Regions from separate parts of the Homo sapiens genome. Here region 2 is linked to region 1. Evidence: read pairs that join two places in POLR2A ChIA-PET (ENCODE). Cell type or tissue: PC-9. All regions are shown on one strand. Links, peaks and the distances in the headings refer to the core of each region. The heading gives the core; the rest is flanking DNA. Region 1 overlaps TNIK (TRAF2 and NCK interacting kinase). Region 2 has its middle 35 kb from the start of SKIL.

The links. Peaks named below come from ENCODE experiments on the same cell type or tissue, not always from the same donor. Only the 100,000 strongest peaks of a DNase experiment are listed, where the experiment ranks them.
Region 2: POLR2A ChIA-PET joins it to region 1 with 5 read pairs; 1 of 35 experiments calls an interaction of 5 or more read pairs at or near these places.

What each region holds. Positions count from the first base shown.
Region 1 is chr3:171,146,482-171,162,486 of GRCh38, reverse strand. TNIK (TRAF2 and NCK interacting kinase) reads left to right here. Exons shown (of 33, transcript NM_015028.4): 11 at 1,151-1,217; 12 at 4,823-5,027. LOC105374216 (a long non-coding RNA gene) reads right to left here. Exons shown (of 5, transcript XR_007096163.1): 5 at 1,325-2,709. Among named protein-coding and RNA genes, the nearest start is that of MIR569, 48 kb to the right of the region's middle. RefSeq lists an enhancer at 3,053-3,347 and a silencer at 4,773-5,067. In PC-9, for the core only: a CTCF peak has its summit at 4,945; a DNase peak (open chromatin) is centred at 5,586; H3K4me3 peaks cover 1,035 bases; H3K27ac peaks cover 2,500 bases.
Region 2 is chr3:170,314,357-170,330,361 of GRCh38, reverse strand. No RefSeq gene overlaps it. Among named protein-coding and RNA genes, the nearest start is that of SKIL, 35 kb to the left of the region's middle. RefSeq lists an enhancer at 1. In PC-9, for the core only: no CTCF peak of the experiment used is centred there; DNase peaks (open chromatin) are centred at 8,521 and 9,581; H3K4me3 peaks cover 691 bases; H3K27ac peaks cover 1,292 bases.

The sequences.
Region 1 (16,005 bases), core at 4,467-6,966:
GTGGATCAATCAAAACACATTTTAAATATAGATATACATTTTTTAAATTTTAAATATATATTTGAGACGGAGTCTCACTCTATCACCCAGGCTTGAGTGCAGTGGTGCGATCTTGGCTCACTGCAAGCTCCACCTTCCAGGTTCATGCCATTCTCCTGCCTCAGCCTCCCAAGTAGCTGGGACTACCGGTGCCTGTAACCACGCCCAGCTAATTTTTTTTTGTATTTTTAGTAGAGATGGGGTTTCACTGTGTTAGCCTAGATGGTCTCGATCTTCTGACCTCATGATCCGCCCACCTTGGCCTCCCAAAGTGCTGGGATTACAGGCGTGAACCACCGCACCCGGCCACTATATATTTTTAATAGCACCTATTGTCAAAAGTTTCTTTGTTGCACTTAGCAAAATAGTCTAAAGACAGTTTGCAAGTCCATGTAAGTCATAATAAAATCCTACTTTAAAAATGGTTAATACCATCAATAAGTTACAAAGGGCCAATGGGTTTGATATGGGTGGCTTTATAGTGGGAATAACACAAACAAATTATTATTATTATTATATTATTATTTTGAGACAGGGCCTCGCTCTGTCGCCCATGCTAGAGTGCAGTGGCACGATCTTGGCTCACTACAAGCTCCCCCTCCTGGGTTTGCGCCATTCTCCTGCCTCAGCCTCCCAAGTAGCTGGGACTACAGGCACCCGCCACCACGCCCGGCTAATTTTTTTTGTATTTTTAGTAGAGACGGGGTTTTGCCATGTTAGCCAGGATGGTCTCGATCTCCTGACCTTGTGATCCGCCCGCCTCAGCCTCCCAAAGTGCTGGGATTACAGGCGTGAGCCACCGTGCCCGGCCAAACAAGTTATTTTTAATTGAAATTAAATTAATAAAAAAATTAAAAAATTATTTTTTAATTCCTTCTCATGTGAACACTAGGCACTGGGGACAGATATCTAGAGTCAGCCGAGACAGCCTTGAATGTGGTTAATTTCATATACTTATGGGAACCATTAAATCACAAGCCTGGAGACCGTTCCAGCGCTGTGTTAACTACAACTCTTTGGGTGTCTATTTATTTATATATAAGAGACGGGGTTGGGCTTTACTGAGCCATAGCATCTTTTTGTGCACTAACATGCTGGGATCTTTCTTCAGATGAGACAGAGTATGAGTACAGTGGAAGTGAGGAAGAAGAGGAGGAGAATGACTCAGGAGAGCCCAGGTATGAGAGCAAAAGCCAAGTCTTCTAATGTTCACATTCTGAATTGTGCTTGTGTGAAATTCACTTTCCTTTTGATTTATAGGTTCGTTTTTAAGAATCCACCAGGGTGGTCTTATTTAATTTATTGCCCATGAACATACTCATTAATTTGGGAAAATTTCCCTAGGCAGACCATTACGAAAATGTGGAAATCAGCATATTCTTTATCTTGTCCCCCAAGATTTATGGTCTCTATCGTAAGAGCTTGTTTTCTTACATATGTAACACGTAGAATGGGTAGAAGGCTAATTATCTGGGCAATGCAGGACTAAAAATACTTAAAACTGCAACTTTCTAGAGACCTAAGTGGTATTTTCGGACTTGCGTTATTCAGTTCGTTACTTCACACCTTTGAGAAGCCCATTCGGGTAGCCACTGTCCTTGTCACATGCCTTGGTATTTTCATTGCAGCCTAATCCAGGAGAAAGTGATTTTCAGAAAATCAAATTATATGTAGAGATGAACTCCAAACAAATACTTTTGGGCCATTCCTGTTGTCACCTGTTGGACCTCAGAATCCAGGGCTGTTTTATTGTCATGCCTACATTTTGAATTCCACTTGACTTTGATTCTGACTTTCTTCTAGTCTGTGTTTATAAGTAATTAAGGTTAGTGTGCTTGCACTGCCAGGATATCTCTTTGGTGAGCGAATTCAGCTTGTTGAGTCAAGGAGGGCAGGCCCACATCCCATGGTGCCATGCAGTATACATGTGAAGTAAGACTTGGGGGGAATTGCACAAGCAGAAGACTCATTGAGGTGTGGCCTCCCTCCTCAAGCCATCCAAGGAGTGGACCCTAATGCTCCAGAAGGATCAGTTCCTGTACCACTGAGGGAGAGCTTTCTGACCAGAAAAGGGGCCAGCTTAGCCACCACTGCTAGAATGAGCCAGATACCATGTGTTCTTTTTTTATGCTAACTCAGACCTACTGAGCTGGATTCTTGCTAAGCTTCTATAAGAAGATGGAACTGAGCTTTCAGAGCCATCCAGTTTTTCTCTCTTCACCTGCCACAGGATTCCTCAAGGTCAAAGACCGAATACTTCTTTCCTACCATCTGATACATAGCATGTTGGCCGTCCCCGGTTTAGCTGCATAAAGAAGATGACTGCCAAGTAGTGACATAGAAAATGAACATTCCTGAAAGGCAGAGGACCAAACGCCCTGCTTTCAGAGAAGTTGTACACCAGTGTTCAAAAGCTTACCCAAAAGGTTACTGTGTCAGCCTTCTGACCACTTTCTGTAGAACTGAGAAACCCTGTCTTTCTAACACTTGCTAAACTGCATATTAGGAGTCACTCAACGAGCCAGCCCAGCCGTACCTTAACACTTCCGTAATTATAACATGTCATTATATCATGCTGAAGATTATGTTCCAAGTCCTGTTGTTGTTGTTATTATACTTTAAGTCCAAGTCCTGTTTTTATGGACGTATCTAATTAATCTTCATGAAATCCTGAAAAATAGAAAAGGACAATGGTTATCTCATTTTAGAAATGAGGCGACAGCCTAAGGGTTGCACCCAGGTCACACACAGAGTTAATGGTTGAGTCACTAACACAGCTCAGATCTTCTGACATTGATTCAATATCAATTAATATTAATGGAGCATCCTCGTGTGCATGGGAGGCTGGGTTCCCAAGTCCCTCCCCTCTGCACAGGGCAAGTGGCCTGTGTAGATAAGCACCATCGTTTGGGGTTTTAGAGTTTGACACAAAGGCTCTAAGTTTTAGAGAAGGCTTGTGAGTAGACGCCAAGCATTGTCTATGGAACATCACGAACAAAGCCTTTTTATGTCTTTTCATGGCAGTATCTCACACAGCACACTAACTACTCTCCAAAACCGATCCTTGGTCCTCTTGTTAACTGCCACGAAACTTGCTCCTCCCTCAGCATTCCTCATTCCTGTTCTCGTTACCACCGTCACCCAGCCACCAAGACAGAACCTGCAAGTCATCCCTCACTCCACATGTCAGATCTGTCCACAGGCTTCGTGACCTCTATCCCCAAACGCTCCTTCCCTCCTCCACCCGCTCTGCTCTCGCCCTGGGTGGTGTCCCCACCCCAGAACCACTCTGCAGCAGCAGTCCGGCTTGCTGTGCTTGCCCCTGTACCCCTCGCTAGGTCATCCATTTAGCAGCCAAACCCATCTGCTCATGTTGCTCTTCTGCATAAAACCTTCCCGTGCCTGCATGGCTGTCGCGGCCCCGCACCTATCTCTCTGACCTCCTCTCATACCCTTCTCCCTCTCATTCACTCTGCTCTGGGAAGCCGGGCTGGTGTTCAGTTGCTCAAAAATAGGGTGCACCCCTGTTTTCCTCTCAGGCCTCTAAACCTGCTTTTCCCTCTGCCTGGAACGTTCTTCCTTCTTCATCAACTGCTTCCTTCCCAGAGAGGTCTTTCTGACCACCCATCTAAAGTAAGGCCTCAAAGCTTACCTCAGCTCCCAGCCACTGTCACTGAAACAATTACAATTTTAGTCTTCTATAGAGCCTATTAATACCTGAAATTATTTGTCTGTATGTGTGTCCCATAAGAAGATAACTTTAAAGGGAGAATTTATCTAGCAACTGCCGTATCCTTAGAGCTTACTACAGTGACTGCCACATAGCAGGTGCTCCGTAAATATGTGTTTAATAGATTTATTTCAAATGGAAGCTTCCAGAAAGATTAAAAGGGCTACGTTTGAATAAACAGAAGTCATTTCTTAGCTCCCTCTTAGGCTGCTGTGCAGAATCAAGGAGTCTGTAACATTTAGTTGTTCACCTGCGAGCAGGGCAGCCCAGGACCACCAGCGAAGTAGGTAGAACTTATTTATGTCCTCTCGATCTCTGTCGTATGCACACACATTCATGTACAACCACCATTTTACAGAAGACAAAACTGTTACCTAAACAGAATCTAGGAACCAATGAGCTGGGTTGAAGTCCTAGCTGCACCTGCTGTGGCCAGAGCCAAACCAAGCCCTTTAAGTGTGGTACAGTCAGGCAAACCCTGACTTGGACTCAGCAGGCTTGGGCTCAGATCCTGGCTCTGTGTTGACCTTGACTCAAGGGTTTTCCATCGCTAGTTCATCGTGGCTTCACAGGAGCAGCCTGGCCTCTGCCTCATGGGGTTTGGTGTGAGGGGGTGGTGTGGGTGAGGCCGATCTGTGCTTGTCTGAGTACCCTTGTTGCCCACCATTGTCCATTTTTATTGAAAATAATCCAGTCTGGGGCTCATGGCTTGCACACTGGCTAAAGTCTTTAAAAACAAATCTTTGCCACGTCCCAAGGATGAGGGAGTGGTGTGGACAGTCCTGGAGAAGGTGACAACTCTGAGAATGTGACATCCCTCTATGGATGGAGGCAGCATTTGTTGGCCACAGTCGTACTGAAAGGGAGGCAGGTCTCTTATCCTGATGCTGTTTCTTTGGGGTGAATGATTGAATTAGCGGAGGATCTAGGAGCCTGTGCTCTTCTTTCCCTGTGTGTGGGTGAATCATTTGTCCCGCTTTCCTCCTCCAAGGCCTCTTGGTAGCCATGGCCCCTGCCCCACGTGGGATCCTGATCACTCTCTCCTACCCACAGCTCCATCCTGAATCTGCCAGGGGAGTCGACGCTGCGGAGGGACTTTCTGAGGCTGCAGCTGGCCAACAAGGAGCGTTCTGAGGCCCTACGGAGGCAGCAGCTGGAGCAGCAGCAGCGGGAGAATGAGGAGCACAAGCGGCAGCTGCTGGCCGAGCGTCAGAAGCGCATCGAGGAGCAGAAAGAGCAGAGGCGGCGGCTGGAGGAGGTGAGGACCTGCTCGGGCCACCTCTGACCCCAAGCCTCTCAGTTGTGGTCACTCTCCAAGCATTCCCTGGGGGCCCACATCCCACCTGTGAGCACACAGAGCTTAGAGGCACAAAGGGGTTGACTGCAAGGGCAGATAAGTCCTGAATGCTCTTACAAACAAAAGGCTTCCCTTGCTTTTTGTGGTGGTGTGGTCATTTCAGAAAAGCAGGTGAAGGCCGTCACCCCTTCCTGTCTTGCCCATATATCACCTTCTCAGCACCTTCTCAGCTTTACTTAAAGTCACAGTCCCTCCCTCCAGCATGTCCTATTTCCCTGCCCTGCCTTATTACTTTTACACAGCCCTTAGCACCTTCAAATATAGTCTACATATACTTTTACATGCCTGAATGTCCCTACTGGAATTTAAGCTCCATCAGGACAAGGAGATTTTATCTCTTTTATTCCCTGATGTATCTCTAGCATGTCGTAGGTGCCTCATAAATATCTGTGGAATGAGTAATATATGAATGAATGGGTCAGTAGTTGAGAGGTGAAATATAGGTATTAACTAGATCACAGTGAATAAGCAGATAAGTGGAATTTCAAGTATGGAAGAGTAGGACCTGCCTATTGATGCTCTGAATGCTAGGAAGAATGTTTCACAGATCCTTTCCCAGACATCCCTTAGTACCCAGGGCCTGTCCTCCAGCCTGTGGGCAAGACCTGCCTTTAGCAGCAGATACTGCTTATCTGTGTGGGAAGCCATACTGCTAGCCACAGTTGGCTGCATGCCTTGTCCTGGGCCAGACTCTCACCTTGTGGTCTTACAGACATTTGTTAAAGCCTCCTTCCCAGAACTTTGCCCAGATATCTCAGGCCTCCTTCCTCTGCCAGATAAATCAAAGCCTCTAGACAATTAGGAAACCGAGAGAGCATATCTATTGGGGAAGTTGGGCAGCAGATGAAAGGCGCACTAACTGCACGGTAATGGGATAGTAATTTTACAGGTTTCCCGAACACCAGCTTGCTTCTCATTAACGGGCTTGCAGCAATTCACTTGCTTTGCCAGGTGGCCACTGAAGATTTAGAGGGTGGTGAATTGCAGTCACCAGCAGCAGATTGCTTTTTAAATGGTACATCAAGGTCCAGCCTCCCTGGTTTAAATCAGTAAGGGCCTCAGTTCCAGTTTGCAGCAAATCCCATCAACCTCATTATGTCCTTCAAATATCAGTATCAGACCAGCAACAATAATACCCAATGGTTACAATTATTGAGTGATTTTAGTAATGTCAAGTACCAGGCAGGATGCTTTGCTTATAGCCACTATCTCATCTACTATCATTATCTCTTTTCCTGTATTGATTATCTCTCATGCAAAACTCATAATCCCCATTTAACAAAGAAGAAACTGAGGTTCAGGGAGGGAAGTAATTGGTCCCATGTTGCAGGGTACTGTGTTTAGTACTTTACACGAATTGTCTCATTTAATCCTCACAATAATCTCCAGTCTAAAGATAATGCAGCTGAGTCTTAGAGAGGTTAATAACTTGTTAAAGGTTGAGAAGAAAACCGGGTTTCAGATCCAGGGGATTGGCCTGCAGAGCCTAAGCACCAAGTCACTGCATGTGTTCTGTGTCTCCACTGATAAGTCAAAGTTGGTATGCTTTTCCACATCCCTCATCTGGCCTCTATGTCTATAGTCTTTTATCCTGAACATTTAAGGAGTTCTGCGCAAGGGCACAGAATCTGTGGCCAACAGATGCTCGCCTTTGACCTGGGTTCTGTCTCACGCTCCCAGTCAGAGCTATTGCCAAGGCCTCCTTTGTGTCTCTTCTCTTGTGGCATTTGCTTGAACCTCTACCATGGAGCAAGTCAGAGTTCAGCTCACTGAGGCATGTGCAGCCAGAGACACACCCTGTCAATCCTGGCTTGCACAGAAGACGTCAGCCAGCATGCATGAGGGCACAAGCCTTTTGCTGTATGTACCAATGGGCATGAGCCTTGGCTCCATACCAGAAGCAGGAATGCTTCTGGCCACAGAGCATTGATAGATTATTCCAGCTTTCTCTTTTGATCCTTCATCTTATTCTATAGCGCAGTGGAGAAGAACAAGGAATACTAAGTACTCAGAGAGCTGTAAATTCTGAACCCCTTAGTCATGACATTCTCTCCCACCAGGAACTCTTCTGCTGTGTCCTGCTCCTGCCAGGTCCCCTTCTATGTCTGCTTCCCTGGCCTTTGGTGACCACTTGTGTTTCTGGTGTCCTGAGTAGGAACTTGGACTACATTGTCATATAGAAACTGTTAAAGCCCATAGTTCAGCTTGAGTATTTCACTGCGAGTCATTTTTCCTTTTGTAGGAAAAACATTCCCACTTAGCTACCCCTTTGGTCACACAGGACTATGTAGCTTGTAGCTTTTGTATTTTGTGATCTCAAATGTCACCTCCCACCAGAGGGTTTCTAAGGAAGCCCTGCATGTCCTTTACTATTTATGAGTAACCATGTGGATTTGGCTAAGCTCTAAATCAGTGTCTGTATATTCTTAGAAGGACTTTGAATATACACTGAATGTTGTCACTGATCAGCTTTATGAAAAGGACGTGGCTTCAGGCCAATTAAATGGTGGAGAGAAGACTCAGCTTTTGACCATTGTTGAAGTACAACCTATAACAAAGTTCCAGGAACTTGATTAAACCCAGCTAAAGTGAATGAGTCCATCAATGGTGAGAAAAAGTACAAGGAGGACCTCTTCTAGTTTTACTCAGCTCAATAAAAATTTCTATTACTTGGCATAAACAAAATACATCTTGTTTTATTCTGTATCATGGAGTTAGGATCCAAGAATAATGGGAGCCTTCAGGGGTCAAGGCTTCTACTCTGGTAATCTTGAGCAAGTTTGTGGTGATGTTTGATTCTGCTCAAGAGTTCTGAAATGATATTAGTGATTTATATATGTGTTTCAAATTGCTGAGCACATTCTATACTTTCATTTTGGGGAGCGTGCCTGTAAGTCACAGGAATGAATCAAATAGACCCCAGAAGCACCTGCTCCCTGGTAGTATGTTTTATTCTTTCAAGACTCTTTCAGGACACCAACATTCTCATGTAGTGCCCTTCAAGACCATCCTAACATTGTCCAGTTATAAAAATAACCAGTTCTATCTGGCCAAAAAATATACACTTTGGCTCCATCCCATGAATTTTTTTTTTTTTTTTTGAAGAGATATCACCTGTATCTTATTGGCCAGTAATCATGGAGCATTAATGTACAAAGTAAGAACCTGGCAGCCTAAAAATGTCAGCCCTCTCTAAGCCTCTAACTTTTTATTGTGACTGAGGCTTTCAAGGATGTTAGACTCAATTGTTGTTGTTGTTTTTAAGCATGAGGTTTTTAAGCATAAGGTTGAATTAAAACCTTTTCCTGGGGTCTGTAGGTCATCATTTGACAAATATTCAGTGAACACCTCTGTTGTGTGGGCACCATGTTAGACACTAGAAATACAGTCTCCCATTGTGACGATTAGATCTGTGAGGGAAACAGGCACTAAGCAAATAATCAGCCAAGTAATCATTTATCATCACAGCAATGACTGCCGTGGTGGAGGAGAGTGGCATGCTAAAAGAGCGTGCCACAGGGTGGGAGCCTCACCTGGCTTGGTCAGAGTCCCGCTACAGGAGGGAGTGGGGCACGGAGAGATACCAGGCAGGGAAGCCATGGCACAGTCATGCAGGGCTTTGTAGACCATGTTGATTACTTTTGAATTTTATTCTAAGAAGAGTGGGAAACCATTGATGTGTCTTCACTAAGGGAACAGAATCAGATCTGCCTTTTTCAAATGAAACTTGGGCTGCTGCAGTTGGTGCTGGAAAGAAGCAAGAGTAAATGGAGGAGACAAGTTAGTCTAGGCCAGAGAGTGTGATGCTTTGGACAGATGATGGTGGAGTGGGGATTGAGAAAAGTGGACACATTTGAGACAAATGTAGCCTGTGGACCATGCAGGATGTGCAAGTTGATTAGACATCAGGGATGAGGAAGAGCAGCCAACAGTAATAGTAGTAGTACAATCCATGCAGTTGGATTATGGTAGAGATGGCCATAGAAGAGGGGTCAAAAATAAGAAAAATAGGAATTATTGGTTTGTGGTAATAAAAGTACACATGAGAAGAGAGTGTAGGCCTGAGCTCTAAGAACTCAGAATAGACAAGGAAGAGACAGCAGAGAAATTTGATAAGGAAGTGGAAGGAACACCTGGAGAGTTTGATGCTATAGAAGCAAAGATTTAGTATGCAAGCATAAGGATGGAGTTAAAGGGGCCAGCTCTGCAGAATGCTGCTCAGAGGTCAGGAAGACAATAGCATCTTTTGGTTTCAAATGACAAAGAGGATATTTAAAACATAGTTTTGGCCGGGCGCAGTGGCTCACGCCCACTGTAATCCCAGCATTTTGGGAGGCCGAGGCAGGTGGATCACGAGATCAGGAGATCAAGACCATCCTGGATAACACGGTGAAACCCCGTCTCTACTAAAAATACAAAAAAATAGCCGGGTGTGGTGGCAGGCGCCTGTAGTCCCAGCTACTCGGGAAGCTGAGGCAGGAGAATGGCATGAACCCGGGAGGCGGAGTTTGCAGTGAGCCAAGATCATGCCACTGCACTCCAGCCTGGGCAACAGAGCAAGACTCCGTCTCAAAAAAAAAAAAACAAAAAACAAAAAACAAAACACATAGTTTTTGTGTAGTACTCCCTAGAAATTCTTTCATTTCCTGTCTTTTCTGGGAAGGGAAGCAACCTGCCCAGGGAGTCAGTAGATCTGCACTTGGAGTGAAAAGACGTCAACTTCTGAGGGTCACCATGTACTACTACTACCTGCATGCCCTGGCAGTTCTTATTCTCTCCACACCTCCACTTCCTGAGCTCTGCAGGGAGATCAGTAGCAAAGCTTGTTCCCACCACCAAAGTTTTCCTGAGGATTAACCAGAAAAATGGATATAAAAGAACTTTATTGACTGCCAAAAGCTGGACAGACCTTACTTTTGAGGACTGGTCAAATTCAGCTTAAATATTTCTAATGAGACCCACCTTATGCTTGTGTTGGAATTCTTCCTAATTCCATGCTCATCCATTTGCTATCAGCTTTTTGTTCACATTCTCTGTTACCATGCATTCTTCCTTTTTTCTTTTTTTTTAATTAATTTATTTTTTGAGATGGAGTCTACTCTGTCACCCAGGTTGGAGGCACGATCATCTCAGCTCACTGCAACCTCTGCCTCCCAGATTCAAGCAATCCTTATGCCTCAGCCATCCGAGTAGCTGGGATTACAGGCATGCTCCACCACGCCCAGCTAGTCTTTGTGTTTTTAGTAGAGATAGGGTTTTGTCATATTAGCCAGGCTGGTCTCAAACTCCTGGCCTCAAGTGATCTGCCTGCCTCGGTCTCCCAGAGTGCTGGGATTACAGGTGTGAACCACCATGCCCGGTCACCATTCACTCTTCTCTTAGGGTAACCAAGCCCAGTCTCAAAGCAGCTCAGCTGTGCAAGCTGAAGCCCAAACCCAGAGAAGCCGCTGGTGTGGAAGGTTGTTCTTTGGAACCTTAGTAGCTTCTTCCAAATGCTCCTAGACAGCCTCCACCCACAAAAGAGTGGTGAGGTGGTGGGGAAGCTGCAAGTTTCTCTAAGAATCACAGTGCAGGACAGCATATTGATGCTCTGGAAAGTCCTGGGACAGCAGAGCATTTGGTAAAATTCAGTAGAGAGTGAAATTGTATTTTGGTTAACAGCATAGACTCTAGAGCCTAAGACTGCCAGGGGTCAAATCCCAGCTTTCTTCCTTATTAGGTGTGTGACCTGAGTAAGTTCTTTAACTTTCCTGTTTTACAGTTTCCTCATCTGTAAAGCAAGAAATAACAATAGCATTTACCTCACAGGGCTGTTGTGAAAATTAAATGAGTTAATTCATACAAAGCCTGCCGACATCACTAACACATAGTGAGCCCTCAATAAATATGAGTTGTTCTTGTTATTGGTGTAGGTGCCTTTGACCAAAGTCAAGGAAACAAATTTCCAAAGTTTGAACTCCTTTATGTGCTACAGTAAAACCTTTTTGGATTTATTAAAATAAATGTAAATAGGTAAGCTTCTTTCTATGCTTCGGGAAGAATATTTGTTATAATACTGGGAGGAATTCAGTTATATCATTAAGAGCAATAAATGTCTAATAGTTCTTAGATGGCCAGCTTTAGGTTCGTGTAGAGGTAAAATACACTATCTTTACAGGCCAAGGCCAAGGTTTAATCTTAGCTGTGTGGTCTTTGGCAAATTACTTAACCTCTCTGAACCTCAGCTTCCTTACATGCACATTTGGTAAAATAATATTTACTTTTCATGATTGCTGAGAAGTAAATGAAACCATAAATACAGAGGACTTGGCACAATGCCTAACACAAAACCTGGATTGGTATTCTTGGGTGAATATTTTATTGTTATTTTGGAACTGATGATTTCAAAGTATAGTACTGTTAATTTTGTTTTTCATTTTAATGGTGCTGTCTATAGCTAGCATTTCCCCATTCCCTGTCTTCCTTAATTCCTTAATGTACCTTCCCTGTTTAGTGTAAAACCTTGACTTTTTCATCCCCTTTTGAAAGCATTTTTCCAGAGCACATTTTCGTTATGTCTTACTGGGCTGTTTATCTGCTGGTGAGTTAGCCTGCAGTCCTGGCCTTGTCAGGACAAGGAGGCGGCCCATTCTTTGTCCTTTTGCGGATTTCTTGTTTAGTAGGGTCAACTGCCACCTTGGGAAGTCTCCTTTTCCCAGTGAAACCTAGAGAACCTTCCCCTGGAGAAACTGCCTTCTGATGGATTATCTTATCAGTATTTCTTGCTGTCATTTCCAACACTGTAAATTATGATCCCATCATTGCCACCAAGTGGCTGCATGAAATTTCATTTCCTAACAATATCTAAATAAAGTTCATAAGGAACAGAGATCTTGTGCTGAGTGAATAACAAGCTTCTTGCATCAGGGAAATAGTACCTTCCGAGTGACCCTTTCACCAAAAGGGTGAGAACGTGGCAGTTCAGTAAGACACTGCCTGGGTTTGAATCTCAGATCTGCCACTTACTTCCTTTGTAATTTTGAGCAAGACATGACTTCTCTATGTCTCAGTTTGACCATTTATAAAATGGGATGTAATACATACAAACCACTTAGAACAGTACCTGGCACTGAGTAAACACCTGAATAAGTTCAAGGAGAGTGTTACATGTGAAGGGAAGAATCTTGCTTCTCATTACCTGCTTTGTTATTGCTGCCCTGGGTCATCTCTTTCCAGGGTGAGGCCTTGAAGCTGAATGAAGCCTAGGCAAGTACAGTGGGCACAAGAAGGAGACAGGAAAATCGTGTGGGTTTTTTACCAGTGCAGCATTTCTACCCACTGGACCACACTCCCAGGCCCCAAGCCAGAGGAAAGCACTGTGAGCAAGAAAAATTAATTCCCCCATCTCAGAGCCTGGAGTGTTAACACATCAGCACTGCTGAGAAGTGGTCCTTAATTCACTTAATCATTAACCACAGGTGTCCCAGTGTGTCCTGTGAGCAGTGGCTGGCTAGTTGGAGGCAGCACAGCTTTTTATTCCTGGATGTCATTAGCATCAACACAAGATTGAACACTTTCTAGCTGGGCTTTTGCTCTGTTATTTCAATAACTGAACAGAAATTATGAAACAGCTGGGAACCATCCTGGCAAACCAGATGCTCATTGTCCAGGACAAAGCGTGCCCATGAGCTTTGGATAATGGTCAGTAATCGCATGCACATGTAAATCACACTTGTGTTTCAGGGAGCCGTGTCATCTGCATGGATATAAGGAACCCCACCTCCCAGTGGATCGCAAAAGGGCTTCTTGTTCTAACTTACGTGTTGTGCCAAAGGAGTTCTGACTTTGTCCGCTTTGTCACCTGGATCCTGTGATGGGAGGGATTTCCTGCCACAGTGCGGGAGTTGGGCTGACATCCCTATTTTGTAGTGTAAAATGCTACTGAAATCTGGAGTCCTTTTGCCCAGGCTCCTGCCTACGCTTTTAAGACATAGGAAGGTAGAGTACGCTAGTGTTTTATACTTAACAGCATTTCATACTGAAAAAAAACCTGGAGTTAGGCAGTTGCTGATCCTTGGTGTATCTAGAGTACCTTGCATGGAAGGTAGGGATGGCTTTTTAGTGCCTGCATGCAATGGACATCACACAGACCTACCCTCCGTTGTCTAAGGTCTTCACAGAACCACCTTTATTACATCTAGTCTGTATGTTTTGTGTGTTCACAGTCTTCTTAGTTATTCCTAACCATAGAACTATGACAACAAAATAGTTTCACATGAAATCTTATTTCACATGACATTTAAATTGAATTGCTTTTATTTTGATTCTTGTTTTCTTTAGTAAGTGGTTTTATAGAATCATAGAGGCTGGGGAATATTAGGAACCTCAAAAGTGATCTCAGCCAATTCTTCTCTCAAAGCAAGAATTCCTTTTGCAATATTCTTCAAACAGGGTTATCTAACCTGTTTAACATATAATCTTTCCTTGTATGTCCGTGGGCTTGAGGCAGCACATTCTATTTTTGAACAACTCCTAATGTTGGAAAAGTTATCTTTTCGTTGATTCGAGTTCTTGTGATATCCCTGCATTAATACAGGTTGTGCCAAATAAAACTGAAATTCCCTGCATATCTGCCCTAGAAATGTGTGAAGACATTAATAATGTTTTCCCACAAATGTTACCAGTTCCTGCAACCTTTCTACGTATAAGTTAGCATCTTTAGTATCATCTCGGGAGTACTGGAGTGGCCCTCTCTGTAAATACTGTATTAATAAACTGGTTTATAACTGGCTTGTCTTCATAGGACTCAGTCTGAGGGTCTCATACTAAGGCTTCAGAATGATGACAGTAGGAATTTGGGGGTTTCATCTGCATTTGACTTTCACACTAACATTCAGAGTCGTAGGTACTAGGGATGTCCATTAGGCCATTCTTGCTCCTCTGTATGACACCTGGGAAATCCCGTGTGACTGTTCTCCCAGGAGAAACTGAGGCTCAGAGACACTAAGGAGTTTGTGAATAATCACATTGACTAGCATCCATGGAAGAGGCAGGATGAGAATTCTTCTGCACCGCTTCGTGAAGCTCAGTCTGTTTAGAACTGTCATGCCTCTTTCAGTGTCCGCAAAGACCAGCTTGCACACATGTGCTTGACAGTGCTTAGCCATGGGGCTGTCTGCTAATCAAAAGTTGGCCTGTGAGCACAAAGAAAAGGCTTCACTTAGGCAGTTAATTTTTCAGGAAAGCTCTCAAAGGGTAGGTTGGATAGTTTATCTCTCATGGTGTAAAGTAGGTGTAGAAAGAAAGGAATGAGTTATATCTGGCCTGTCTAGCTTTCCCAATGTTCTCTGATTACTATTTCTGAGAACATTGGGAAAGCTATGGTAGCTTTAAGGTAGGTAACAAGTTAAGGTAGGTAACAAGTAAAGATAGAAAGAGGGGAAAATGGCAACTTTAAAAAGCATTAGACAGTATCTTTTACTTTGTACACACAGATGCTTCTTGTGGACCCAAATGAGGCAGCATGGCAAGAGTCAGGCATGGAATATAAATCCTGGCCTCGCACTTACCAACCGAGTGAACTTGGGCAAGATATTGGCCTGGATGTGCCTCAGTTTCCTTAACTGTCAAATGGGGGTGATGACAGTATTACCTGCCTCAAAGGGTTCTGGTGAGAATTAAATGAGTTAATATGAGTACAGTGCTTGGCATCATAGGCTGCACTACGTAAGTGTTCTTCATTATGCATATAGTTATTATTATTTTTGTTTTTATTTCATTGTCATATAGTGAATTCAGAGGTGCCAGACTGCTTCCTCATCACTCTTGTGTCCTTACATAAAAAAAGGTTTGGAACTCCAGTTTTAGTCACAAGGAATCATGCCCTTACCCTATAGTCATTGGTTTGCAATGATCTTTCCAAAACTAAAACTTTAGCAACGTTAAATGGGAAAATGGAATGCCCAGAAGCTGGAATACCTCTCATCACAAGTATAGCTCCCGTGAAGCTTATACAGAATGGTCCTATTTAAAGTGAGGGGGCATGTGTGATGTGCAGTCAATTCAAAAGACCACACTGGGTCCTTTCATTCTGAGTGTCTTTGAACAGAGAGCCCCTGGGTGGAGGGGATGGTTTGAGGTACTTCCCAAGGAGCCTGACTTGATCTTGCACCAGCCGTTTTCCTGTCCTCTGGAGGCCAACTCGGGTCTTCCACAGTCACAGTAGGGTTTCCTCTCACCGCTTTCAGGAGGTCACCCAAGATGAAAAGCAACAGGAGCTCTCCAAGGGCAAATAAGAATTCTGCTTCGTTTCACTCTGAATGGTTAGATTTTTGCTTTGCAATGTAGCATAACCTTGCTCAGACTCTTAGAATGAACAGATTTGCAAGATTACTTAATCTATACCCTCATTGAAAGTTTAGCTGAAGGTGACTTACTCAAGGTCAAACAACATTCACTCATTCGTCACTTTTTTTTTTTTTTTTTTTTGAGATGAAGTCTCACTCTGTCACCCAGGCACAATCTCGTACAGTGGCACGATCTCAGCTCACTGCAACCTCCGCCTCCTGGGTTCAAGCAATTCTCCTGCCTCAGCCTCCTGAGTAGCTGGGATTAGAGGCACGCACCATCACACCCAGCTAATTTTTGTATTTTTAGTAGAGACGGGTTTTCACCATGTTGGCCAGGCTGGTGTCAAACTCCTGACCTCAGGTGATCCGCTCGCCTTGGCCTCCCAGAGTGCTGGGATTACAGGTGTGAGCCCGGCCATCAAACACATATTTACAGAGCGCTGCTACGTGGTCTTCAGTGTTCGTATTGGTGGCAGTGCAGGACCAGAATCTAGTCTGTTTCCAAACCATTTTATTCTTTCCCCAAGCCCTGTTGCCTCTCTTGCCTACCC
Region 2 (16,005 bases), core at 7,520-10,019, 840 kb after region 1:
CAGCAAGAAGTCTTTAAAACACAATAAAAAATAAAACCCACAATCACAATACCAGTATCGTACCTTAAACAATTAACTATATATGTATATATTTGTTTGTTTGTTTGGTTTTGTTTGAGACAGTTTTGCTCTGTTGGCAGGCTAGAGTGCAGTGGCGCGATCTTGGCTCACTGCAACCTCTGTCTCCCAGGTTCAAGCGATCTCCTGCCTCAGCCTCCCAAGTAGCTGGGATTTTAGGCACGTGCCACCACACCCAGCTAATTTTTGTATTTTTAGTAGAGACAGAGTTTCACCATGTTGGCCAGGATGGTCTTGATCTCTTGACCTCATGATCCGCCCCCGCTTGGCCTCCTAAAGTGCTGGGATTATAGGCATGAGCCACTGCGCCTGGCCAACAATAACTTTTAATTGTTAAACAATTAACAATAATTCCTTAATATCATAATATCATCAAATATCTAGCCAGTGTTCACATTTCCTGGCTGTCTCATAAATATTTGCTTGTTTCTACAGTTTCTGTGCTTGAATCAAGGTTCACATACTGTGCTTGAGTATGTTTACGTCCCTTAATCTACAGGCACTCCTTTTTTCTTGCACTTTGTGGAAGAAACTATCATTTCGCAGGGTGCTGTGGCTCATGCCTGTAATCCCAGTACTTTGGGAGGCTGAGGTGGGCAGATCACTTAAGGCCAGGAATTCAAGACCAGCCTGGCTAACATTGTGAAACCCGCTCTCTACTAAAAATACAAAAATTGGCCGGTTGTGGTGGTGCACACCTGTAGCTCCAGCTACTCAGGAGGCTGAGGCAGGAGAATCGCTTGAACCTAGGATATGGAGGTTACAGTGAGCCGAAATAGTGCCACTGTGCTCCAGCCTGGGCAACAGACCAAAACTCCGTCTCAAACAAAAAAAAAACTGTATCATTTGTCTTATAGAATTTGTTGTATTCTGAACTTTGATTATCCTTTTGAGTCCCTATAATGTCAATTTATCACGTTTAGGCTCCCTCTCTTTTCCCTTTAGCTGCTAAGAAAAAATTTATGGAGAATGGTAGTAAAATCTAGGGACTTAATCAGATTACATGTGGTTTTTTTTCCAGCAAAAAGATTTTATTGTCAGTTTTGTATACTCTTACATGACATGATACACATAATAGCTACTTATCCCTCTTGTAATATTAAGATTGATCAGTGTGTTCAGATGTTGTCAGCCTGATCCATCTATTATAATGTTCCCCAATCAGTTTTCAGCAAGTGGTTTTAGCAGCCATTAATGATCATTGCTTGGATCCATTATTTCATTAGGGATTGCAGTATCATTTATTTCATCTTCATTTCCTAGCTAGAAATTTTTTAAAAGGAAGAACTTTTGCTTATCATCTATTGGTTACCTTGAAACACAGCTTTTTTCAGGAAAGGAAGGAGGTTTTATTTGTTTTTGCTTACCTGTTTTCAGGATAGTGAACATCCTCCAAACATTGTGTCCAGAATTGGTGGGTTCTTGGTCTCCCTGACTTCAAGAATGAAGCTGCAGACCCTTGCGGTGAGTGTTACAGCTCTTAAAGATGGTGTGTCCGGAGTTTGTTACTTCTGATGTTTGGACGTGTCCACAGTTTCTTCCTTCTGGTGGATTCGTGGTCTCGGTGGCTTCAGGAGTGAAGCTGCAGACCTTTATGGTGAGCATTGCAGCTCTCAAAGGCAGTGTGTCTGGAGTTGTTCTTTCCTTCCATCCGGAGTTGTTCCTCCCTCCCGGTGGGTTCATAGTCTCGTTGGCTTCAGGAGTGAACCTGCAGACCTTCAAGATGAGTGTTACAGCTCATAAAGGTAGCGCAGACCCAAACAGTGAGCAGCAGCAAGAGTTACTGCAAGGAGCAAAAGAACAAAGCTTCGACATTGCAGAAGGGGGACGCCAGCTGGTTGCTGCTGCTAGCTTGGGCAGCCTGCTTTTATTCCCTTATCTGACCCCACCCACATCCTGCTGATTGGTCCATTTTACAGAGAGATGATTGGTCCGTTTTACAGAGAGCTGTTTGGTCCATTTTGACAGGGTGCTGATTGGTGCATTTACAATCCCTGAGCTAGACACAGAGTGCTGATTGGTGCATTTACAATCCTCTAGCTAGACATAAAAGTTCTCCAAGTCCCCACTAGATTTAGACACAGAGCACTGATTGGTGCGTTTACAAACCTTGAGCTAGACACAGGGTGCTGATTTGTGCGTTTACAAACGTTGAGCTAGACACAGAGTGCTGATTGGTGTATTTACAAACCTTGAGCTAAACACAAAGTGCTGATTGGTGCATTTAAAATCCTCCAGCTAGACATAAAAGTTCTCCAAGTCCTCATCAGATTAGCTAGATACAGAGTGCTGATTGGTGCATCCATGAAACCCAAGCTAGACACAGAGTGCTGACTGGTGCATATGCAATCCTACAGCTAGACATAAAAGTTCTCCAAGTCCCCACTAGACTGAGGAGCCCAGCTGGCTTCACCTAGTGGATCCTACGGGCCAGGGCTGTTGGCGGAGCTGCTCACCAGTCCCACGCTGGGCGCCCGCACCCCTCAGCCCTTGGGCAGTTGATGGGATCTAGCGCCATGGAGCAGGGGGCAGTGCCCGCCATGGACACTCAGGCTGCACAGGAGCAGGAGCGGGAGGTGGGGGGGCTCGGGCATGGCAGGCTGTAGGTCCCGAGCCCTGTCCCACGGGGAGGCAGCTGAGACCCGGCAAGAACTCAAGTGTGGTGCCGGCGGGCCAGCAGTGCTGGAGGATCCAGCGCACCCTCCACAGCTGCTGGCCTGGGTTCTAAGCCACTCACTGCCCGGGACCGCTCTGAGTGCAGGGCCCACTGAGCCTGTGCCCAGCCAGAATTCACTGGCCCGCGAGCGCCACGTGCAGCCCCAGTTCCCGTGGGCGCCTCTCTCTCCACACCTCCCAGCAAGCAGAGGGAGCCAGCTCTGGCCTCGGCCAGCCCAGAGAGGGGCTCCCACAGTGCAGAGGCAGGCTGAAGGGCTCCTCAGGCGTGGCCAGAGCAGACACCAAGGCCGAGGAGACACCAAGAGCGAGCCAGGGCTGCTAGCACGTTGTCACCTCTCAATATGACAAGTGAGTTTTTGGGTTTTGGTTTTCTGTGTCCTTATGAGCATATTTTATGTGTCTTAATCCATTAAAGTTTGTTTTTGACTCAGATTTCTCACTTTTGCCACAGAGTCCTTTGGTTGTTAGAGATGAATGACCCACAACCACATAAGTGTTCACTTTCCCATATAGCTAAGAGCTACTTTCCAGAACTTAAAAAAGGAGTGGTCATGAGTTTCTTAAATCTGGTATCTGTAGACCAGAATTAGCATTACTAGAGTTTACAAGGACATTTCTTTCCACTGTGAAGTCTGACTGTATACAGATAGTTGGAATCATCTCAGGCTAGGGTATGTCATGTTTCCAGTACCTGATAAGCCCTCCCCAAAAAAATAATATCTGTACATTTCTGAACCCTCATAAAAAAGGAAGTAAATGTCTAAAATAAGCATAAACCCACAAGGATGAAAAATGCAAGCAAAGAGGACAAACAGAGACTGATGGTGAAGGGAAGCCGCAGAATCACAACCATGTACTGGTCCAGATTAACGCAGGAGGATGAGAAGTGACAGAAAATGACACATTTCCTAATGTTTGAACATGTTGAGAGAGATTTATCATTTAGTGAGACGTTTTGATGGTGAATTGGTAAATAGGTAAATAGAAAACCAAGCAAAATTTTTGTTTTAAGGTACTTATTAACTGTAGGAAAACCCAAAAAGTTGGCCAGGCATGGTGGCTCATGTCTGTAATTCTAGCACGTTAGGAAGTCGAGGTGGGCGAATTGCCTGAGGTCGGGAATTCAAGACCAGCCTGGCTAACATGGAGAAACCCCGTCTCTATTAAAAATATAAAAAATGTGCTGGGTGCGGTGGTGCACGCCTGTAATCCCAGCTACCCTGAAGGCTGAGGCAGGAGAATCACTTGAACCCGGGAGCCGGAGGTTGCGCTGAGCTGAGATCACGCCACTGCACTCCAGCCTGGGCTACAGAGCAAGACTTCATCCCAAAAAAAAAAAAAGAAAAGAAAAAAAAGAAAAACCGAAAAGTTACTCAAGAAGGAAAAAGGAAAAATCATAATACATTACCTGGTTCTGCTATGGAAAGCATTGACATAATCATAGCAATGTAAATACCTTATCATTAACCAAAAATGGTGTATAACTATGCTGAGGGCAGAGAGGAGAGGTAAAGTATATGTGTGTGTGTGTGTGTGTATACATGTAAAAAGTGTTGAATTTTTGTCTCCCATAAGTGTCCTTAAATTGTAAAACACAGAAACTTCAGAAATAGCAGGGCTGGGCACGGTGGCTCATGCCTGTAATCTCAGAACTTTGGGAGGCCCAGGTGGGTGGATCACCTGAGGTCAGGAGTTCAAGACCAGCCTGGCCAACATGCCGAAACCCCATCTCTACTAAAAATACTAAATACTAAAAAATAATAAAAATTAGCTGGGCGGGAATGGTGGTGGTCCCCTGTAATCCCAGCTGCTCAGCAGGATGAGGCAGGAGAATGGCTTGAACCAGGGAAGCGGAGGTTGCAGTGAGCTGAGACTACACCACTGCACTCCAGCCTGAGCAACAAGAGTGAGACTCTGTCTCAAAAAAGAAAAAGAAGATATTTTAAATTTTAAAAATCACACTTTTATGTGTCTCTAATTCAAATAATTCTGCTGCCAGGAAATTAATCGGTCATGATTTGGGGGTTCTCTCTCTCCCTAAGGCCATGCAAGAGTCCCAGATGTTCTCATGCATTCTTGAATATACAGGGCAGACCCTCTGGTCCCCAGTGCACATAGGTTCCCACACCTTGCCCAAGCCTGTAATCTCTTCAGTTCTTGGGCCAGACTTGCGGGGAGGAGTCTTTCACTGCTGCCCTCAAATCTTAGCATCCCCTAAAACCTCTCATCAGAAGGTTCTTGTTGCCTCTTGGGGCCCTACATGGAGTGGGACTTGCATTTCTCTGCTCATAGAACCTGAAAACATAGACACAGCTGCCTTTTCAGGTTGCAGTTACTGCTTTCCCAGCACTTTCTTCTCTCCACCCCCATACCTCTCCTCCACATCTGAGAAAATCAGGAAAATAGCTTCACTTAAAGAACCTTTGGAAACCCAGAGCTCGCCCCTCTTTACTGTAGGGGGCGTGGTGAGAGAAGGTGGCAAGGAGCAACTGGGGCCTGCCCTAGTCCTCTCCCACAATCTTTCATTCAAACAAGAGACGTCTAACCAATTTTATGTCATGTTCTACTTTAAAAAAGCTTCCCTGCTAGAAACCATTACTTCTTACTTGGCCCCTCATCCACTTGCCCATCCCCAAAACAAAATTCTGTAGCTGTAGCCAGATGGAGCCTACAGGCAGCCTTTTTTTTTTTTTTAAATTTGTACTATTTTACTTTGGTTGTACTTGTGTAATCTATGTATTGTTGCAATTTTTATTTTAATTTTGATTCTCTCCAATTACCCAGTTTCCCTCCTCGGCAAAGGAGTGTGACAGGTGGGTCTTTTGCCTCATCAAGAGCCAGTTCTAAAGTAGCAGCTCCAAAGAGGCATGTGCACATCTCAGGGGTACACAGGATGATCAACGGGGTGTGGGAAGAAGATATTAGGACTTCTATTCTCTTTTTTTTTTAGCTGGGTTCTCACTCTGTTGCCCAGTCTGGAGTGCAGTGGCCCATTCATTCCTCACTGCAGCCTCCAGCTCCTGGGCTCAAGCTATCCTCCCTCTTCACCCTCCTGAGTAGCTGGGATTACAGGTATGCGCCACCATCCCCAGCTTCATTCTTTTTGCTTTCTATTTTTGCATGCTTTCTCAAATGTATATATAGTATTTTTATAAACAAAAATTTGGCATATTTGGGAATGCATTCTAAAACTTTTTTTAAACTGATGAAGTATGTGATCCAATATATTTGAGACTTATGTTCTAGGGTAATGCTGTCCAATAGAAACATAATGTGAGCCACAAATGTGAGCTTCATGTGTAACTTTAAGTCTTCCATAGCCACAATTTTTTAAAAAAGTGAAATTAATTTTAATATTATATTTAATCCAGTATGTCCAAAATATTCTCATTTCAACAAGTAACCAACATCAAAATTATAAATGAAATATTTTTCATTTTTTCAACTAAGTCTTCAAAATATAGCATGTAGTTTACAGTGGCACCACATCTCAATTTGGACTGGCTACATTGCAAGTGCTCAATAGTAGTACATGTGGCTCATGGCCACCATGGTGGACAACACAGCTCCCAGGTATTAGGTCCTGGATATTAGCGGATATATGAGACAAGTGCTGCCTCTAGAACTGCTTCTGATGACAGACTTCTTGGGGTTGAGACATAACTGAACCTGCCTCATCTCCGCAGTACACCCAAGGCGGTAAGAAGTGAATTACAACTCATTAAACATCTACTTTTCAGTTAAGCACTTTTACGTCCATTTCATTTAATTTTCTAGCACCTACTTTGAGGTAGAGCTTATTAAACTATATCAAACATGAAGAAATGGAGTCATAGAACTAGTTAGAATCCCAGTCTTTTTTTTTTTTTTTCCTTTTTTTCAGTCATCTTTCCATCAGGCCAAAGAATCCTTCTCTTCCTCCAGAGCCCCGAACCACAAATTCTTCTGAACAACACTCATTGCCTCTTCTAAAAGCTACTGAGCTCATTTCACTTACTGTTTTGTAATGCTGTTACCTACTGAGGACGCTTTCATAGAGCAAGCGAGCAAAGTCTGTGCAGTCAGACCACAGGGCAGTCACGGTGCCCTCCTCCATCTCCCGAAAGGACAAAAAATGCATATTATACAGGCCACTCATACTCTCCAACCGTGATCTGTCTGATTTCCCAGCATGGAACTCTCCTGGTTGGGGCTGCTTTATGTGAAGTCAATCTGTAGTAGATTAATTAAACACTGTATTGATTTTGTATTCTCTGGGGCACTTCTAAAAGGGTTATATTCTTGAAGCCCCTTCTCTGAGTTAGTAGAACACTTCCCCTTTGCAAATGTGATACTTAGAATTTTATTACAGTCCTCCCACCCACCTCCACCCAGACATCACCCCCTCCCCGTCTTCGCGTGGCATAAAATCAAGTTCTGGCCCTTCCCAAAAGACAGTCATGGCAAGAAAAGAGGGAGGGAGTCCTGCTGGTTTTCAGGTCATGTTGATTTAACACTTCATGATTTATGCATTCTGGCTGTCTTGCTTGTAGATTTTCATTTTTACATCCTGCTAAATACCTTGCAGGGTGTTGTTTCTTTTAATTAGTTAATGTTTGTAAGGCACGTTACAGATGAAAGTGCTGTGTCAGTGCTAAATGTGAACATTGGGGTATCCTCAAGCTGTCCTTTGTCTGCCCAGGGGTTTTCTGTGTAACGCAAATTGTGAGAGAGATCTGCATTTGGAAAAAGGCTTGGCTGTTCTGTTTTAGACTGTAGGTCACTAAAATATACGTATTTGGGAATTAAAAATGGCAGTAAACACAGGACATTTTGCATTAGCACAGTTTTCTGACCCCGATGTAACAGTGCTTTCTCTACTTACTGGAAGTGTGATGATCTGATGCAGAGTGAGAAAAGAACATTCCCTACGAACTGGAATTGTGCGGTTTCTGTGGCAGAACCTTAACCTTCCTGATATGTAACAAATAATACATGGTTGGGTTTATGTTTTGTTTCGTCTGTTCAGTGAGTGGGTGACTGAAACAATTTAGCTGCTTTTCTACTGTGTCTGCGTAGGAAAATGGATTCATTTAAAATTACAGCACGTTAATTAAGTGTTCAGTAATATTTCACTAAGAAAAATGTTAAATACCAGTTTTATTTGTTTTTGCAACATATTCACTAAAACTGAGTTTGTCACATTTCTACGGGTGTAAAGATTCATGTTAGGCATGTTTATTAAGGTGTTTGATTTCATATGGACCATTTTTGGAAACACACAAAAAAATGTTTTCTTGTGGAAGGTTGGCTTTCCATTCTTTATTTTCTAATCATCAGCTTTTAATCTAGGTTGATATTTAAAAATAAGAAATCTGCATAAAGCCAAGCAGAGATAGTTGGAGACTTCTATTTTACATAACAGCAAGGGTTACAAAAAATGTGACTTTTTTGGTACCTTTCATTTCGTATATAAACAAAAAATAAGGTAAATTTGCAGCCTAAAACCCACTTGATAGTTTCTCTCAAATCCACAAAATGGCTGTCACCTGCAACAAATTTACAGTAACATTAATAAATGATATTTTGGCTGATCCAGAGTTTATTCTAAGACTGTAGCAAATTATCCCTTCCTCTTTTCATTGATTTTCAATGTAAGAAAATCCTCACTTTATTCTTAATAATCAACATTCCTAAATGCTCCAGCAGGATCCTCAGTCAATGTAAATTTACATAATTCATCTTCTTCCACTCAACTTGTTTTTCTATAATTAGTGCAGCTGTCACCAGGGAGCCACATTCTTGTGGGCAGGTAGCTATGGGTACAGAAAGCAGGCTTCAGTCAAACATTTCCTTTTAAACCATCCATTTGTTTTTTCTCCTCTTATTTCAAATAAGTCGAGTCCTGTAACGAAGAATTTGTTTCCTACCTAGCATATCCTTTTAAAATTCTATCATTCCATAACTTATAATTCCTTCTGCAGGTCCACTTAGCCAAAAGACATACGTCTTTTTTCTTTTTCTTTTTTTTTTTTTGAGACAGAGTCTTGCTCTGTCACCGAGGTTGGAGTGCGGTGGCACAATCTCGGCTCACTGCAACTTCCGCCTCCCGGGTTTGAGCAATTCTCATGCCTCAGCTTCCCAAATAGCTGGGACTACAGACACACACCACCACGCGTGGCTTTTTTTTTTTTTTTTAAGTACAGACGGGGTTTCTCCATGTTGCCCAGGCTGGTCTTGAACTCCTGAGCTCAGGCAATCCACCTGACTTGGCCTCCCAAAGTGCTAGGATTACAGGTGTGAGCCACCACACCCGGCAAGACATAAGTCTCTAAAGAATTTTTTGGTCAGTCCGACTTTTAGGCTGCATACATATTTCTCTTTATAGCTTTCATATTTTTATCAAAACAGATCTTCATTTCAAAATGTAGTTATAACACTTAAAAACATGGAAAGGCCGTATAAGCACAATGACAAAGCAAGCTTTGGAATGGTATAGGAAATATCTAGCTTTATCTTTTATTTGGAGTCTTTAAACTGCCTTTCTCATTGAACTACCTTTCTCCTTAGCGTTTAATGTAGTCTTTGAAAAGGATGGGGAAAACAAAACAAAACAAAACAAAAAAAACAGTGTTTTCCTGCTCTCACACAGTTAAAACACTCAACACAGAATACTTCCCCTCCGGTCACCAGAATGTGTGGGGATGTCCCCCTGTCGACAACCAAGCAATTCTCCAGTGGATAACAACTGAGTGTCCTACAATTTAACTCACTTCTAACAAACACTGTCTACCTGGTGATAGTGTCAGAGGCAGGTGAACCAGAACAACTCTATCTTAAATAGGAGCTGGGTAAAATAAGGCTGAAACCTACTGGGCTGCATTCCCAGACGGTTAAGGCATTCTAAGTCACAGGATGAGATAGGAGGTCAGCACACAATACAGGTCATAGAGACCTTGCTGATAAAAACAGGTTGCAGTAAAGGAGCCGGCCAAAACCCACCAAAACCAAAATGGTGATGACAGTGACCTCTGGTTGTCCTCATTGTTACACTCCCATCAGCGCCAGAACAGTTTACAAATGCCATGGCAACGTCAGGAAGTTACCCTATATGTTCTAAAAAGTGGAGACATGAATAATCCACCCCTTGTTTAACATATCATCAAAAAATAATTGTAAAAATAAACAAGCAGCAGCCCTCGGGGCTGTGGGGCTGCTCGGTCTATAGAGTAGCCTTTTTTGTTTTTTTGAGACAGAGTCTTGCTCTGTCGCCCAGGCTGGAGGGCAGTGGCGCAATCTCAGCTCACCGCAACCTCCGTCTACCGGGCTCAAGCAATTCTCCTGCCTCAGCTTCCCAAGTAGCTGGGATTACAGGTGTGTGCGACCGTGCCCAGCTAATTTTTGTATTTTTAGCAGAGCCAGGGTTTTATCATGTTGGCCAGGCTGGTCTCGAACTCCTGACCTCGGGTGATCCACCTGCCTCGGCCTCCCAAAGTGCTGGGATTACAGGCGTGAGCCACAGCGCCCAGCCTTAGAGTAGCCATTCTTTTATTCCTTTACTTTCTTAATAAACTTGCTTTCACTTCGCACTAGGGACTCACCCTGAATTCTTGTGCGAGATCCAAGAACTCTCTCGGGGTCTGGATTGGGACCCCATTCTTGTAACATATTTTTCTGTCCTGTAAGATATTTCTGGCGACTACAGAAGGGACTATAGTGCAGAAATCGCGACCCAACGGCTACCTTTGGGTAAGTGTTGGGGTCCTGTAACATCTTTCTCGCGAACCACAAAAGGGACCATACTGTAGAGACTCCCGACCCAAAGGAAAATCATCCGCGCTCACCAGTCGGCTGACTTTGGGTAAGTAGGGTGCATATACCCAGGTAAAGAATGGGATTGGGTGGAACGCGAGGTCAAGAGATTGAGACCATCCTGGCCAACGTGGTGAAACCCCGTCTCTACTAAAAATACAAAAAAGCCAGGTGTGGTGGCGGGCGCCTGTAGTCCCAGCTACTCGGGAGGCCGAGGCAGGAGAATCGCTTGAACCCGGGAGGTGGAGGTTGCAGTGAGCCAAGATCACACCACTGTACTCCAGCCTGGGCAACAGAGCAAGACTCCGTCTCAAAGAAAAAAAAAAAAAATGGGATTGGGTTAGAGGCCCAACTTAGGAGAGTTAGAGTCCCTTCTAAGATTTAAAGGGTTAGAGACCCCTCTAGGTAAAGTCCTTCTCGGCTAAGAACAGGTTCAGCACTATGGGATGTTAACTGCAATTCTCTTTGGATTAATCTGCCTTGCACTGTTTGCTGATGGCTGTGGGTGACAGGGTTAGGCCTGTACAGGATCGTGGGACATGGGAGCTTTTTCCTTCCTGAAAGGGGAAACTTGAGAGCTGGCGGGACTGCTGGGAAAAACCCCTTAACGACAGCAGCCGCAGCCACCTGAACTTTAAAGCGTCGCTGCAATGAGGGGGTCTTTCTCTGGCCTCCCTGATCATTTGGACTTCCCCACCCTGCTGCAGGCAATACTTTCCTTCTCTACTTTTCCTTTCCCTTTCTATCTTTTCTATTACTCAAGGCGACCATCTTGCCCAGAGACCACGTGTTGAAACTCCAAGTCAGAGGTTGGATCAAAGATGACGGGGCCCATCTGGGGGCAAATTTAAGCTTCGCCAGTTTGATATTGGGTGCTAAGCAGTGTGGCTAATGTCTATGTTTTTTGTTTGTTTGTTTGTCTAAGACGGAGTCTCCTGTGTTGCCCAGGCTGAAGTACAGTGGCGTGATCTCGGCTCACTGCAACCTCAGCCTCCCGGGTTCAAGCGATTCTCCTGCCTCTGCCTCCCGAATAGCTGGGACTACAGGTGTGTGCCACCACGCTCAGCTAATTTTTTATATTTTTAGTAGAGATGGCATTTCACCATGTTGGTCAGGATGGTCTCGATCTCTTGACCTCGTGATCCGCCCACCTCGGCCTCCCAAAGTGCTGGGATTACAGTCGTGAGCCACCGCGCCCTGCCATGTCTATGTTTTATCACATGTATTTTGCTCTGGCCAGAACAAAAACAAATAATTTTCCTTTATGATGCGGCTTGGCCCCCAGGACGATGGTGCCACAAGCCTGATCAGTAATGCCGCTTAGGGAAAGGGAACCCAGAAGCCTGGCATGCTGGCAAAAGGGTAAGAATTTCCTACCAGTCAGATTTCTGGCTTCTCTCTCTGTGAAAATGGTTCAATAAATGGAAAAATAAATAAATAAACAAATAAATCAGTGTTGATCTCCTCTGTAAAGTTTTAATTAATGTGAAAAAATTCTAAGGCTAATCTTAAACTGGTGTATTTCGTGCTGTAAATTTGTTTTTCTGTGTTGAGGGGTACTTTAGAGTAAAACATGGGCTTAGAACACCTGTAAGCCTGCTTTTCAAAACGACCCAGCAAGCTGGTCAGTAAGAAACTTGGCTGTAGGTCCCTGAAACAAACAAAAAAAACTGGATGAAGTCTCCACTTTGTTTTATGTTCTTGGGAGCGTGACCTTTTAACCATGTGGTGGTACTTTCTCTTGGTCTCTGCCTTCCAGGGAACAGGAATTTTAGGGTTCATGTCATAGTTAGCTCTAAAAATCATATTAGATAGTTAGAAGCCTCTGCAAGCTCAAAATTAACTACTCTAGGCTCCTTCTGAGAAAACACACACACAGAATGCTGCCCACTGTAGCTCAGTAACTAGGATCTTGCACTTTCACAGTTAGTGGTCCAGGTTCGTTTCCCCACCTAGGAAATAAGTCATTTCTGGTGTAATATCTGAGTGACCTTGTCTATTCTCTTCTCCGTGGACTGTCCTAAATTTTCCTTTCTCTAAGCGCCTAGAAGGTTACCTTTGGTAACGTTCAAAAGCTGGAAATTTTGGCCGCTTGGCATGGCTACAGTCGGGTAACAAGAGATCTGAAAAAATGTCTTTTTTTTTTTTAAAGAGCACTATGGTTGAAAGTCAGCTTAATTAAAAGTGGATAAACAAGCTCTAGATATATTTAAAAGGCCTTTATGTTTTTCTCTTCTTGGAACTTGCTTTTCTGGAAAAGTTTTTTTTTTTCTTCTCAGTCGACTGAATTATTTTTCTCCATTTTTTGTTTGTTTGTTTGTTTTGCCACTCTCAATGCATACATGAGGGGCCCTAAGGTAACTTCTGGTAGCCTGGGACTCCTTGGGAAAAACGGAGGAGGCGCCACAGACTCCATTTTGGGGAAAAAAAAAAACCTCTGTTTTCTTCATGAAACCCCAGGAATTAAAAGCAGACAGATCCCTCTAAAAAATCAAAGGCTCTGTTCTGTTTTGCATTGTGTTATCTAATGGTTTTGAGTTTTGGGGGTATCAGAAATTACTTCCCATTATGAAAAAGCTTTGGTGTTTTATAATACAATAACTAGGTAGGAAATACACTTTAAGGGATGGCTAATAATAGCTATCAAGGGATACTTGACTCTTTGCATACTTGAGTAAAAAAAGCATGCTCTTGGCCACCTAGAAGATAGGGAAACACCCCAACCCCACTGGGAAATAAAACTCCCATGAGGAATGGGCTGATTATAAAATGGGCTGATTGGCTTTGTGTTGCCTTGCAATGAAATGCAGAATAGAAGCACTGCACCGCCTGCTCCCGTAGTATTTCCTTCCTTTTGGGACTCCAGGAACCAGTATAAAATGGCACCCTTAACTGTGGGGATCTGTCTTTGCTTTCAGCTGCTTATTTGCTGCTTATTTGGCCTTAGAAACGCAAGCTTTCCTGGCCCTGTTCCTCCAAGGGCTCCGCCCTGAAGCCAGTAATCCAGTTAAAAAACTGGCAAATAGAAAAATCTTACAAGTGCTAAATCTTCTGTCTGTGTATTTATATGTGTTGTATGTTTATATGTAAAAGAGCTCTAATTAATTGGCTTAAAAACTAAGCGCTTAAATAAAATATTTTGTCAGAAAAATAGACACTTTAACGCCTTTTTGTTCACATGACTTCAGTAATCTTTTAAAAATAAAGACAGTTTTAAAGGTTATTGGTAAAATAAAATGTCTTAAAAATGTAAACATTTAGGCCAGGGCGATGGTGCATGCCTGTAATTTCAGCACTTTGGGAGGCCAAGGCAGGCGGATTGTCTGAGGTCAGGAGTTCGAGACCAGCCTGACCAACATGGTGAAACCCCATCTCTACTAAAAATACAAAAATTAGCTGGGTGCAGTGGTGGACACCTATAATCCCAGCTACTTGGTAGGCTGAGACAGGAGAATCACTTGAGCCCAGGAGGCAGAGGTTGCAGTGAGCCAAGATGGTGCCACTGCACTCCAGCCTGGATGACAGAGCAAGACTCCATCTCAAAATAAAATAAAACAAAATAAAATAAAATATTCCTTCTATGGAACAAATTTCCATTAAAGCCCATTTCTTAAAAGCCTATATAAAATATACTCTTGCTGCACTTTATACAAATAATCAAGTCAAGTATAATAAAGCAAATCAGTCTTACTATAATTTGTCTTTAATAAAAATGGAAAACTGGAAAGAAAAATATTATGTTTCAAAAACTATGGTATACTTGTTATTAAATTCTAGTCTCATTAGTTATTTTTCAGTTTGTTTCTGCAATTTAGGCTAACCCTGCTTATTCCTGTAAACCAACCAATGATCTCTAATTGTTGCTCAAAAAAAAAAAAAAAAACCCAAAAGAGATGGGTAATGTAAAAATCTGGATCAATATTCTAATTCTGGGCACATTACAATCAGTTAACAACCCCATACCAGCTTAGTTCCAACAGTTGCCCAGTTCATAAAAAGCCTCCTAATTTGTTTACTTGGAATAATTTTACTTATTTTGCTTTACTCTTGTGGAATATGTTGCTGTTATACTTTTTGTGTAGGAATACAGAACAAGCTTACTAAATATTTTCTTAAACACTTATTAATTGTTTGGGAGGCACTTTAGGAGGCTGAGGCGGGCAGATCACTTGAGGTCAACAGTTCAAGACCAGCCTGGCCAACGTAGCGAAACCCCATCTCTACTAAAAAAACACAAAAATTAGCCGGGCGTGGTGGTGCGCACCTGTAATCCCAGCTACTTGGGAGGCTGAGGTAGGAGAATCGCTTGAACCTGGGAATGGAGGTTGCAGTGAGCTGAGACTGCGCCACTGCAGTCTAGCCTGGGCGACAGAGCAAGACTCCATCTCAAAAAAAAAGCATAATACTTTAAAAACTAAAGCCAAAAATATTTTGTTGCTTCTGCACTTCTGCCTTAAAACATTACTGGTTCCTTAGCCTTCACCCAGCAGGAGCAGTGAAAGTTTCCTTGCCAACCTCTACTGATGGTGGAAACATGAGCCAGTGGGAGCTCTCTCCTTTCAAAGTACAGAGCTAAGTCTATCCACTCATTTATTTATTTATTTTATAAATATTTCTGGAGGGTCTGTGTGCCAAGCATTGTTCTTATGCTGAGACTCCAAAAGTAAATGAAATTGACATGGCCCCTGTCCTTGAGGGACATACAGATTGCTGGAAATGACAGATGACAATGAAATAAACCAGCAAATATATACACACACACACACACACACACACACACACACACACACACACACACTGTGAGAGATGCTAGGAGGAAGAAGCGCTATGAAGGGTCATTGATAGAGAATAGCAGAGGGAACCACTAGATAAGATGGCCTTGAGTGCACGTTTCTGGGGAAGTGACACAAACCTGAAGGCTATAAAGGGAAAGAGGGAAGGAGCGTATTCAGGTATGGGGACAACATGAGTTAAGATCCTTAGGTGGAAACAAGCGTGGTAGGACACACTAAGAAGAAGGAAGGGATGGGATTTGGTGTTTGATTGCAGTCAGATCCTTGGCCTATTTAGACACTGAAGTTATCAAGGATGGCAGGCCTTGGGGTAGAGCAATCAGTGACCCAGGTGCCAAACCTTCCTCAGATGAAATTTGATAAGCAGCAATGTGGCATATGGCAAAGAGACACAGCCACGTAGTGTAAACCCCAAAGACGTAGGTTTTTTTACACATGATGGAGGAGTAATAGCACACAAGCAGCATGAAGGAGCCAGAACGCGGAACTCAGGGAAACAGCAAGAGAATACGCAGCCTCCTCTTGAGAGAGGGTGGCAAGAAAAGCAATGTCGTCAGGATAGTCAGTAGGGGAAAAGTGCGATGAAAAAGCTGAGAACATAGATGCTCATTTACTCCTTAAGAGGGTTCCAGTGTGCACAGGAGAAAGGAGGGGAGGACAAAGGGAA